Regions from separate parts of the Homo sapiens genome. Here region 2 is linked to region 1. Evidence: chromatin loops called from intact Hi-C (ENCODE). Cell type or tissue: A673. All regions are shown on one strand. Each heading gives the region's core, and the rest is flanking DNA. Links, peaks and the distances in the headings are about the cores only. Region 1 overlaps PTPN22 (protein tyrosine phosphatase non-receptor type 22). Region 2 has its middle 43 kb from the start of SYT6.

What was found. Peaks named below come from ENCODE experiments on the same cell type or tissue, not always from the same donor. Only the 100,000 strongest peaks of a DNase experiment are listed, where the experiment ranks them.
Region 2: it touches region 1 in a loop (40-fold over the local background); 2 of 110 quality-filtered maps call a loop at or near these places.

Annotation. Positions count from the first base shown.
Region 1 is chr1:113,846,986-113,852,364 of GRCh38, forward strand. It overlaps PTPN22 (protein tyrosine phosphatase non-receptor type 22), which reads right to left. Exons shown (of 21, transcript NM_015967.8): 10 at 5,042-5,119; 11 at 1,555-1,641. The region is part of intron 3 of AP4B1-AS1 (AP4B1 antisense RNA 1); the gene reads left to right. Among named protein-coding and RNA genes, the nearest start is that of PTPN22, 22 kb to the right of the region's middle. In A673, for the core only: no CTCF peak of the experiment used is centred there; a DNase peak (open chromatin) is centred at 3,286; H3K27ac peaks cover 3,999 bases.
Region 2 is chr1:114,194,485-114,199,863 of GRCh38, forward strand. No RefSeq gene overlaps it. Among named protein-coding and RNA genes, the nearest start is that of SYT6, 43 kb to the left of the region's middle. In A673, for the core only: no CTCF peak of the experiment used is centred there; DNase peaks (open chromatin) are centred at 1,537, 2,897, 3,267 and 3,677; H3K27ac peaks cover 4,662 bases.

The sequences.
Region 1 (5,379 bases), core at 275-5,274:
TGCTAGATTTTTTTTTTTTTTTTTTTTGGTCCCTTAGTTCCCTGCAGCTCTGTTTATTTTTTTTTCAGTCTATTTTATCACTGTTGCTCAGACTGGGCAATTTCTATTGTTCTACTTTTCAATTCATTAATTCTTTTTTCCGTACCCTCTATTCTGCTGTTGAACCCATCTATTTTGCTTCAGTTACTGTATTTTTAAGTTCTAAAATTTCCATTTGGTTCTCTTTATATCTTGTTTCTTTGCTGAGACTCTTTTTTTTTTTTTTTTGATGAGGCTTTGTATTTTTTAATTTGATTTAAGCATGTTTTTACCTTTTTTATTTTTTTATATTTTCATTCTTTTTATTGTTTTGTTGTTGTTGTTTTAACTATGTTTTTAATTGCTCATTGAAGCATTTTTATCTTGGCTGCTTTAAAATCCTTGTCAGATAATTCTGACATCTGTATCATCTCGGTGTTGTCACCTATTGTCCTTATTTAAATTCAGTTTGAGATCTTCCTGGTTCTTGGTATAATAAGTGATTTTCAACTGAAATCTGGGTATTTTCACATTGTTATGAGACTCTGAATCTTAGTTAAGCCTTCTCTTTTTGCTGGGGCTTTTTTTTTTTTTTAACAGAGTGTTGCTCTGTCACCTAGGCTGGAGTGCAGTGGTGCAATCTCAGATCACTGCAACCTCCGCCTCCTGGGTTCAAATGATTCTCATGCCTCAGCCTCCTGAGTAGCTGGGATTACAGGTGCGCATCACCATGCCCAGTTAATTTTTGTATTTTTAGTAGAGATGGGGTTTCACCATGTTGGCCAGGCTGGTCTTGAACTCCTGATCCCAGGTCAAGACCAGCCTGGTCAATATGGCAAAACCCCACCTTGGCCTCCCAAAGTGCTGGGATTACAGGAGTGAACCACTGCACCCGGCCATTTGGAAAAATTTTTTTGTAGAGACAATTGCTATGTTGCTGAGGCTGCTCTCAAACTCCTAGGCTTGAACAATCCTTCCACCTTGGCCTTCCAAAGTGCTGGGATTACAGGCATGAACCACCTTGCCCAGCCAAGAGATTATTTTTAAATTTTTATTTCTCTTTGAGACAGGGTCTCACTTTGTTGCCCAGGCTGGAGTGCTGTGGTGCCATTTCAGCTCACTGCGACCTCCACCTCCCAGGTTCAAGCAATCCTCCTGCCTCAGCCTCTGGAGTAGCTGGGACTACAGGTATGCCCCACCACTCCTGGCTAAATTTTTTTTTTTTTGGAGATGGGGTTCACCATGTTGGCCAGGCTGGTCTTGAACTCCTGACCTCAGGTGATCTGCCTGCCTCGAGCTCCCAAAATGCTGGGATTACAGGTGTGAGCCACCGGACTTAGTGAGATTAATTTTTTAAGTTAAATTACATCAAATTAATTTGTCATTTTCCACAGGAAATTTTCAGTGCAGCCCTATGCACACCTGACGCTCTCAATTTAGTTGTGACAATAGATAAATCCTGCAACAAATCTGACATCCCTTGACCAAAAGCAAGTATGAAAATTTTTTTGACATAATATCTAGTTTAAATTTTACCTCTGTTCCAGAATGTTTATCTCTGATAACATCCATCTGTCTCTTAAATAGTTCTAATACAGCATTGTAGACCAGTTCATATTGTTCCTGAAGAGCATCACAACCCAGAACAAATGAAAACAAAAACAAAAAAATTGGTGAACGACAGGACCAGATTTTAGGAATATGAACACCAATCAAATCCTAATATAGCAGACCCAAAAGGACGATCGGCATGTTATTAAACTTACTAACAATGCCTTATGCTTACGTAGTTCACTTCAGATTTCAAAGCACTTTTATGCTGCTGAAAATAGCTAAATATTTGATACACCTCTAACTAATGTACAGGAATCTTATGACTTGTTTCTTTTATGTTCTAAACCTAGTTTCTTATCTTTCTCTCCACCATCATTTCTCTAATTCTGTTTCCCTTGCTCACATTAAAAAAAAAAATATTTCATTCTAGATGGATTTTTTGTAAGCAACCTTCATCTTTTCTGGAAAAAGAGATAGTGGTTGGTATATAGATAGATAACTTCAATGTCTATGCTTTAATTTGGTCCTCACAATTGCTCTATAAAGTAGATAAGCTATTTATACCTATTTACAAACAGTTTATCCCAGGTCATTCAGAAGGAATTTCCAGGGCTTGGCTTAGAAACTTAATTTCCACACTCTTAGTTCAGTGCATTTAGATAAAGTTGCTAAAATTTTGTCCTAATAAAGATACCAAAAAAAAGTAAACCACTAAATAAGGTTTTGAAATTTGTGGTTACAAAAGGATTTCACCATAGAGAAATGAGACCTCTATTATTACAAGGTTTATGAGTTATTACTACTCTGTTTTTGCCTGTACTTTCTCAAGCACTTAATTTTGAACCTACTTTTTATCTGAAAGGGCCTAATCAGGGTTTTACCTGAAAGGGCCTATTCAGGGTTTTCCCTGACACTTTACACATTTCTGTACAAATAAAGAACAATTTTTTTTCAAAGATAATTTTAGCAGGAAACAATGCAGAGTCTATATCATTCAACACAGCCATTAGTATGCTCTTTATTTATTTATTTATTTATTTTTTTTTTTGAGACACGGTCTCACCGTGTTGCCCAGGCTGGAGTGCAGTGATGCAATCTCGGCTTACTGCAGCCTCGACCTCCCAGGCTCAAGTGATGCTCCCACCTCAGTCTCCCAAGTAAGTCGGGACTGCAGGCACCTGCCACTACACCCTGATAATTTTTGTATTTTTTGTAGAGACAGGGTCTCACTATGTTGCCCAGGCTGGTTTTGAACTCCTGAGCTCAAGTGATCCACCTGCCTCAGCCTCCCAAAGTGCGGAGATTATAGGGGTGAGCCACCACATCTGGCTAATTTCTTTAAGAAAGAAAAATCAGGGCTGGGCATGGTGGCTCACGCCTGTAATCCCAGCACTTTGGGAGGCCGAGGCAGGCAGATCACGAAATCAGGAGTTCAAGACCAGCCTGGCCAGCATGGTGAAACCCCATCTCCACTAAAAATACAAAAAAAATTAGCTGGGCATGGTGATGCGTGCCTGGAGTCCCACCTACTCGGGAGGCTGAGGCAGAAGACTTGCTTGAACCCGGCAGGCAGAAGTTGCAGTGAGCCAAGATCGCACCATTGCACTCCAGCCTGAGTGACAGTGTGAAACTCCATCTCAAAAGAAGGAAGGAAGGAAGGAAGGAAGGAAGGAAGGAAGGAAGGAAGGAAGGAAGGAAGGAAGGAAGGAAGGAAGGAAAGAAAGGAAGAAAAAGAAAAATCAGACAGGAAGCTCTCATCTGGTTACAGTGCCATTTCCTGGTTACAGTAGTGTCAGAAAAAACAGCTACAACTGTCAAGTTCAGTTAGTTGTTTGATAATGCCAAAATGTGAAGGCTTTTTCAGCGTCTTCCAACTCTTAAAAGTAGGCCTGAAATGAAATTCGTTTTTGAAATGGGGTATAGTTTTATTAAATTAGTATTGCTATTTATATAACTAGGTTCCATACTTCTGGAATCTTTATGCATTTACATGGATCAGCCTTCTTTCAAGTCTGACAGCATTAAACCAGCTAATGCTTTCATTTCACATAAGCTTTCTCCCTCACAGGTTGAATATAGAAAACACCTACACTCAGCACACATGAAAGTTATTTTTTTCCACCAGCTATTAGTGGAAAATCTGTGCAGGCCAAACAGTTTTATATTATAATAGCTCTTTATTTTATCCCTTTAATTCACAACTTCTAGACTAAATATCTGAATTGCCATTGTCAGTTGTTTTATCTCTAAAACTATTTGCATCTTCATTTGTAAGTGTTTTAAACACTTTAAGGTCTTGCTATTTAAGTAGTTAAAAGTAGTTCTAACAAATTACACAAAAGTGCCTGTTAATAAACATCAATACACGTTTCATGAATGAATGGGTCAATTCTAAATTCTATATTAAAAATGGAGACCACTTAGAAAACTAAAACTATTGGGTAAAACTATTCGTGTAGAAATATGGGTGAAATTAATATTGTAGGCAGTGAGAGATTTGGGCTAGGAGAAGGGAAGAGCATTCCTAATGGAGTGAACAAGTATGGGTATTCTGGGGTAGGTTAAAAGATTGTGATACATAAATAGAGTGTGATTGTAATTTTTTTTTTTTTTGAGACAGAGTCTCACTCTGTTACCCAGGCTGGAGTGCAGTCGTGTGATCTCGGCCCTCTGCAACCTCCACCTCGCAGGCTCAAGCAATTCTCCCGCCTCAGCCTCCCAAGTAGCTGGGATTAGCAGGTGCCTGCCACCATATCCAGCTAATTTTTTTATTTTTAGTAGAGACAGGGTTTCAGCATATTGGTCAGGCTGGTCTCAAACTCCTGACCTCAGGTGATCCACCCACCTTGGCCTCCCAAAGTGCTGGGATTACAGGTGTCAGCCACCGCGCCCGGCCCAATTATGTTTTTTCTTTTTTAAGTATGCATGCAATAAGAATCAGGAGAAACTATAGAAAAATAGTAATAGTGGCTATCTGTAGGTAATAGGAATATGGTTTTTATTTTTATTTTTCAGTGTTTCCTAAAACGAGCACATAGACTGAATTCTCCATATTCTGTTACCACATCCTGGGTAGAAATTACAAATCCCTGATTTTCTATGCTTTCAGAGATGAATTTTATCACTACAAAATTTCAAATTAACATGACCTAGCTATTTCAAGTCCACAAGTCAGTTTGTTGAATACTTTTACAACATCCTTTGTAAGGAAGTAAGTAATATTACATTGGTATCTTAATATTTTCTGAACAGACAGTAAAATAAGGAATGAAAGGAATTTGACCCAGGACAAGGGATACAGGAAAAATATTGGGATATTCAGAGTTAGAGAAAATGGCAATGGACTCTAGAGCACGTAATGGTAAATTGGTGTTATATCTGAGCAGTCAGCTGTTTTTGGATGCCTCACCATTAAACAGATGGAGCAAGACTCAGACACATGTTCTGATCCATTCACTATAGTTCATACCTGCGTTTGAACTAATGAAGGCCTCTGTGTCCGCATTTCCCGGATCAAACTGAAAACACTGAAGTTCTCAGGAATTATCTATCAAATTAAAGGGGAAAATATTCCTTTCAATATTTTGTTAATAAATTATTGCTACTTTTTCATAGTCTTGTACTTCCATGGCATCTGCTCTTCTAACATGGGGTAATATCAGAAAAATGATGCATTTTTAAAACAAATGAGGTTTCTTATCACTTGCAACATGATTTAGAGCCTGGTATTTTCCCTAGAAAAGACTAAAGAAACTCTTCAGAATGATTTCACACGGTATAACCAAATGTCTAAAACTATAGATATAA
Region 2 (5,379 bases), core at 105-5,104, 350 kb after region 1:
TTGAGGTCTTAGATTTAAGTCTTTAACTCATTTTGATTTTATTTTTGTATATGGTGAGAGATAGGAATCTAATTTCATTCTTCTGCATGTGGATATCCAGTTTTCCCAGCACTATTTATGGAAGAGACTGTCATTTCCACAGTGTATATTCTTGGTACCTTTGTCGAAAATAAGTTTACTGTACGTGTGTGGATTTGTTTCCAGGTTCTCTTTTCTGTTCTATTGGTCTATGTGTCTGTTTTTATGCCAGTACCATGCTGTTTTGGTTACTATAGCTCTGTAGCACAATTTGAAGTCAGGTAAAGTGATTCCTCCAGTTTTGTTCTTTTTGCTCAGGCTAGCTTCAGCTATTCGGGGTCTCTTGTGTTTCAATGTTAATTTTAGGATTGTTTTTTCTATTTCTGTGAAGAATGTCATTGGGATTTTAATAGAGATTGCACTGAATTTGTAGATTGCACTGAGTGTTGTGGACATTTTAACAATATTGATTCTTCCAGTCCATGAACATGGACTATCTTTCCGTTTTTTTGTGTGTCCTCTTCAAGTTTCTTTCATGAGTGTTTTATAGTTTTTATTATAGAGATCTTTCACTTCTTTGGTCAATTCCCAGTTATTTAGTTTTATTTGTGGCTATTGTAAATGGGATTACTTTTTTGATTTATTTTAACAGACTACTTTAAATTGTGGAAAGGCAGCACACTGAGGAGCTCTGCTGGGAAAAGATGCTGCTCCCCTCCTCCCTCATCCTTCCTCCAAATAACTTGTCTCTCAGCTTCCAGGTTCTGTGCCCCATTCACACTCCTCAGCCCTGCCAAATAAATGTCTCTGAAGCCCACTTTGACGGGCCACACCAATGTTCACAGACCCCTCAGATTCAGGCTGACTGATAACAGTGCTTGCAAGGACACCTGTAACTACAACTGTTGACTATCTGCTACATTCCAAAACTGTTCTGGATGCTTCCTATACGTAACCTTGTATAACTTTCACACAATCCTATTAAGTAGGTATTATTACTAATCCCATTTTGTAGATGGGAAAACTGAACTTCAGAGAAGCTAAGCCAGATTTGAACCCTCAGCCCATGCCCTCATCACTACACTCCAGCATCTTTCTCTCCTTCCAAGTGTCATCTAGGTAATGTCACACAGTGGTCCACACTGAGAGGCAAAGGCCAGAGCTAGGAACCATTAACAGCCATCTTCTAATGCAGAATTTCCCAAGCTATGTTCTGTAGAACAAATCCTTGAGATGCTGGGCAGAGAAGTAGTTCCCAGGTCATATACACACAAGACAGGTTTTATTTTCTGTCTGTCTCCTGGAGGTTTACAATGTGCAGCAGCTCTGATAATGACTAGGCAATTTATTGAGATTATATTTTGCATTTTGTTCTCACTGTAGTTTTTGTTCCCCAATATTTTCTCTCTGAGAAAGTTTCCTGTCTTTTTTTGGTGCCCTCTTGATTGAGAGATTTGTTTTGTAGGATCTACGTAGTCACTTTTTGACACACCCTTCCTGTCTTTGATTGGGAGAAATTCTGCTCGATCCTCCCAGAGTGGGGAGGAAATGGGCAAGTGCTTTTGCCTGGTAGAGAGTGGGTTCGGAAGGCAAAAGCAGACAGAGGAGTTAGAAATTCTCCAAGATGAAAAGGGAGAAGAAGTTGGGGGGTTCTGGGAGAAGTTGGCACCAGAAAGGGCCCCTGTGGAGCTGTCAGGACCTGATGGGGCATGTGAAGAAGCTGGGCACCAGGTACTGAGTCTCTGGCCTCAGCAAAGCTCCCCAAACCCAACCCTGGCACAAGCTCAGCAGAACCATTCCCCGTCACACAGTCACGCAGGCCTGGACCAAGAGACCATTGTTGATGCCACTCTATCCTGAGCCCAGAGGGTCCCACTCTGTGTCATACCTCAGTACATTGTCATATCCCTGGAGGGGGAGGGCAGGATCAGAGGAACCCTCAGTGACAGCTGAGGATAGATTTTCCATTAGTCCAGTGGGTTGGAGGTTCAGGTTCAGTCAATTTGACTTTAAGAAAATAAGGCAATATGACAGTTCTTGCACATCCAAGTTTGAATTTCAATTCTTACCCACTAAATTTGATAATTCATGATTTGTTAACTTTTTAAACACATGAAACCTGTATTAGCAATTATTGGAATTTTGGTCACTAGATCACCTTTTGGGAATTCTAACTTTAGAACATTGGCCTCCATGTGACTTAACCTCCCAGGAATAATGGGGCCAACTAGACCAGGTAAGCAAGACAAGAAGCAAGAGGGGTAGAGAGCAGGAGGGGAGAGTAGGAGAGGGAGAAAGAATGAAAAGGGGAAAGAAAAGAAGTGAGGGAGAAACCAAGAAGAAGAGAGAAAAAGCCAGGGAAGTGAGAGGAGCAGAAGAAGATTGAGCCAGAGAACCATGGGAGAAAGGGACAGAGAAGAGAGGAGAGGCAGAGATTGGAGGAGGGGGAGGGGAAGGAGAATCCACCATGCATCAGGTGGGGACTTGGCCATGCACTCAGAACACCCAGGAGAAGGACAGGGCAGCACTCTGCCTGGCCTGTGAGTAAAGCACACCTAGGGGTTGCAGTTCCATATGGGTGTTCTGTGAGAGGGAGGAGAAGGCTGGATGTGAGGCTGAGAAGAGTCCCAGCTTGTTTTGAGGGTGCATTCCTTTCAGAGAGGCACCCCAGTGTGATGACTGACATTCCACTGCTGAATAGAGGAGCTCCCCAGCTAGAGTAGAGTAGCCACAGCTAGAGGTTCAGCCAGGGCTTGAGTCCTAGAGCGTGTCATACAGGTGGTGCCTGGATTTCCGCCTGTCCAAGGGGCAAAGCTGACAATGGGTGCCTTCTGTGAGCCCTCTCCATCTCTGCCCTTCTCCTTCTTTGGAATCATTCCTCTCACCTCCCTTCCAGGCATCTTCGGGGAAGATGTCTAATAAACCTATTCTTATTAAGTGTCTTAATCTTTTATCCTTCCCCAAAAGTATAGGAAGGTGGGGAAAGAGCAAGGAAACAATCTCCAATTGTGAGATTTTCATAGGCTGTGCCTAGACAATGGGAGAGGTGCTTAGGAAGGAAGGAGGGAAGGAAGGAAGGAAGGAAGGAAGGAAGGAAGGAAGGAAGGAAGGAAGGAAGGGGATTAAGTATTTTGGCCAGATTTTCTCTGGTTTTTCTTAGGGTGAGACAGATGACTAAGCTAAAAATACAAAGTCTGACCATGAAGCTGAATGGTGAAGTGAACTGGAAATCAGGAGACTAGATACAGACCTGCCTTGGCTAGTTGGCTGCAAGGCCTGGAGTAGGTTATTCACCCAATGCTCCTTTTGTCTACAAGGGGGTGAAACTGAAGGGTTCAATCTAGACATTTCCTCTTGTAGGGTACCTCCCAGCTCTAATATTCAATAGTTCCATAAGTAGAGTTTAATGTAAAAATCAAGTAACACTTGCAAGTAAATTAACCCTGTATATTCAAAGAGCTATACTTAGTGGTACTTTGCCCTCCAGAACAAGTGTTTCTGGGATCAAATGCACATTGATGGAGCAAGGGGAGATCGGGAAAGAGTCTGTGGCTCTGCCTTTCCCTCTCTCCCAGCCCAACACCCAGAAGGAGAAGCTTTCTGGCTTCTACCAACTTTAGCGTGGATGCCTGAGGCCCAGCCTTCCCCAACTTTGTCTTAGGGAAGGGAGATGTAACACCATGACTCAACCTTGAATCCCTTTACTGGCATTATTCCCCCAACAACCTTGAGGGAGTATGCTAGTCAAGACTTTAGGTGACAAATGTCAGGAGCTGAAACTAGTTTAAAAAAAGGGAGGGGGGATTTATTAGCTCAGAAAGCTGGGACATCCAGAAAGGTATCTGCTTTCAGACATGGCAAGAACCAGGAAATCAAATGACTTCATTAGGGCTCTCTCTTTCTGTGTTAACCTCTGCTTATTTCTGCTTGGCTCCCTTCTTTGGACAGCCTGTTTCACATAGTAGGTTAGATAGCTAACCACACCCCCAGACTCCTATGCTCCCATTTTAGCAGCTCTAGTAGAAAAGAATCTGTCTTTCTTGATAGCCCCACCAGTAAGAACTGACTGACCCATTTGGGTCATATGCTCCTTCTTGAATCAGCCTTGGTGGTTGGGGGATGAAATACTCTGATTGGATGTACCTGGGTCACATGCCGCCCTTGTCACTGGGAGAATAAAGTGGATGTCAGCTCCATTTGAACCCCATGGAATGGGTTACCTACAGGAAAAGTTGTAGAGAAGGGATTCCACTAGATGAAACATCAGATTTCCTCAAATAGAATGTCTTCAAGCCCATTATACAGATGAGAAAATGGAGGATCAGACTGGTTATATAACTCACCAAGGTTTACAAAACTAGGAAATCACAGAGCTTGGACTTGAAGCCACATTTGTCCAACACAAAAGTGCGTGTTTTAACCACAGCACTCTGCTAGCTCAACTGTCTCAGCATCCTCAAGAGCCCCATGACTCCAACTTTGAATACTTGGGCTTGTCATTTACGGTTCTCAAAATAACTGAAGTTGCAGGCAGCCTAACAATGCATTCGAGACCCCTGGCTCCTCAAAGGAGCTTGCCGATCTGCTCTGTTTCTCTTCTTCTGCCTCTCCCTAGTTGGAAGGAAGGAGCTAGGGAACCATAATCACGCCTCTCATTGCCTCTTCCAAGGCTAGATACACAGGTATGTGGAATAGGCTGAATGCCACCATTTAAGACAAATGTTCTCAACCACAGTGTGCTCACAATGGCATGGTGAATAATTTGTGAGGTGTGTTGCAAGTAACTTGTTTTGTTAATAGTTAAAATACTGGAGTTTGCAAATGATTTATCTTTTTATAAAAATAAGCAAGAGAAAATTCAAGGCTATCCCTATAACAACACACACTGTGTTCACTTGTATTCTTTTTTATACTTTTTTGAGTGGGAGAGAGAGGTAAAGTTAAAGCAAGCAGGCATTTGTCATTACCCTGGGCATAGCCATGGAAGATTTTCTTTCTTGTGTTCCCACATGGAAAAAGGGCTGAGTATTATTGATTTAAGGGAAGACTTCTGTTCACAAATACCTCCTCAATACCTACTTCCAATTCCACCAAGTAAAAAATACACTGGTTTTAAAAGCTAATGCTGGGTAGGCAGCGTGTTCAACAGTCACTCACATATTGTTGTGAATTATAGGATACCCTTGTTCAAGAATAAGATATTCTAGAAACCTCAAATGAATGGAGACATTTCTGAATACTTTCAGATAATAAAAGCTTCTGAAGGACTAAAAACACAGTCAAACTTTAAAGTGAAGCTTTAAATAGAGCTGAAAGCTTTTTGAGTTAATAGATAATTTTATGCAAAATAACTTTCATACT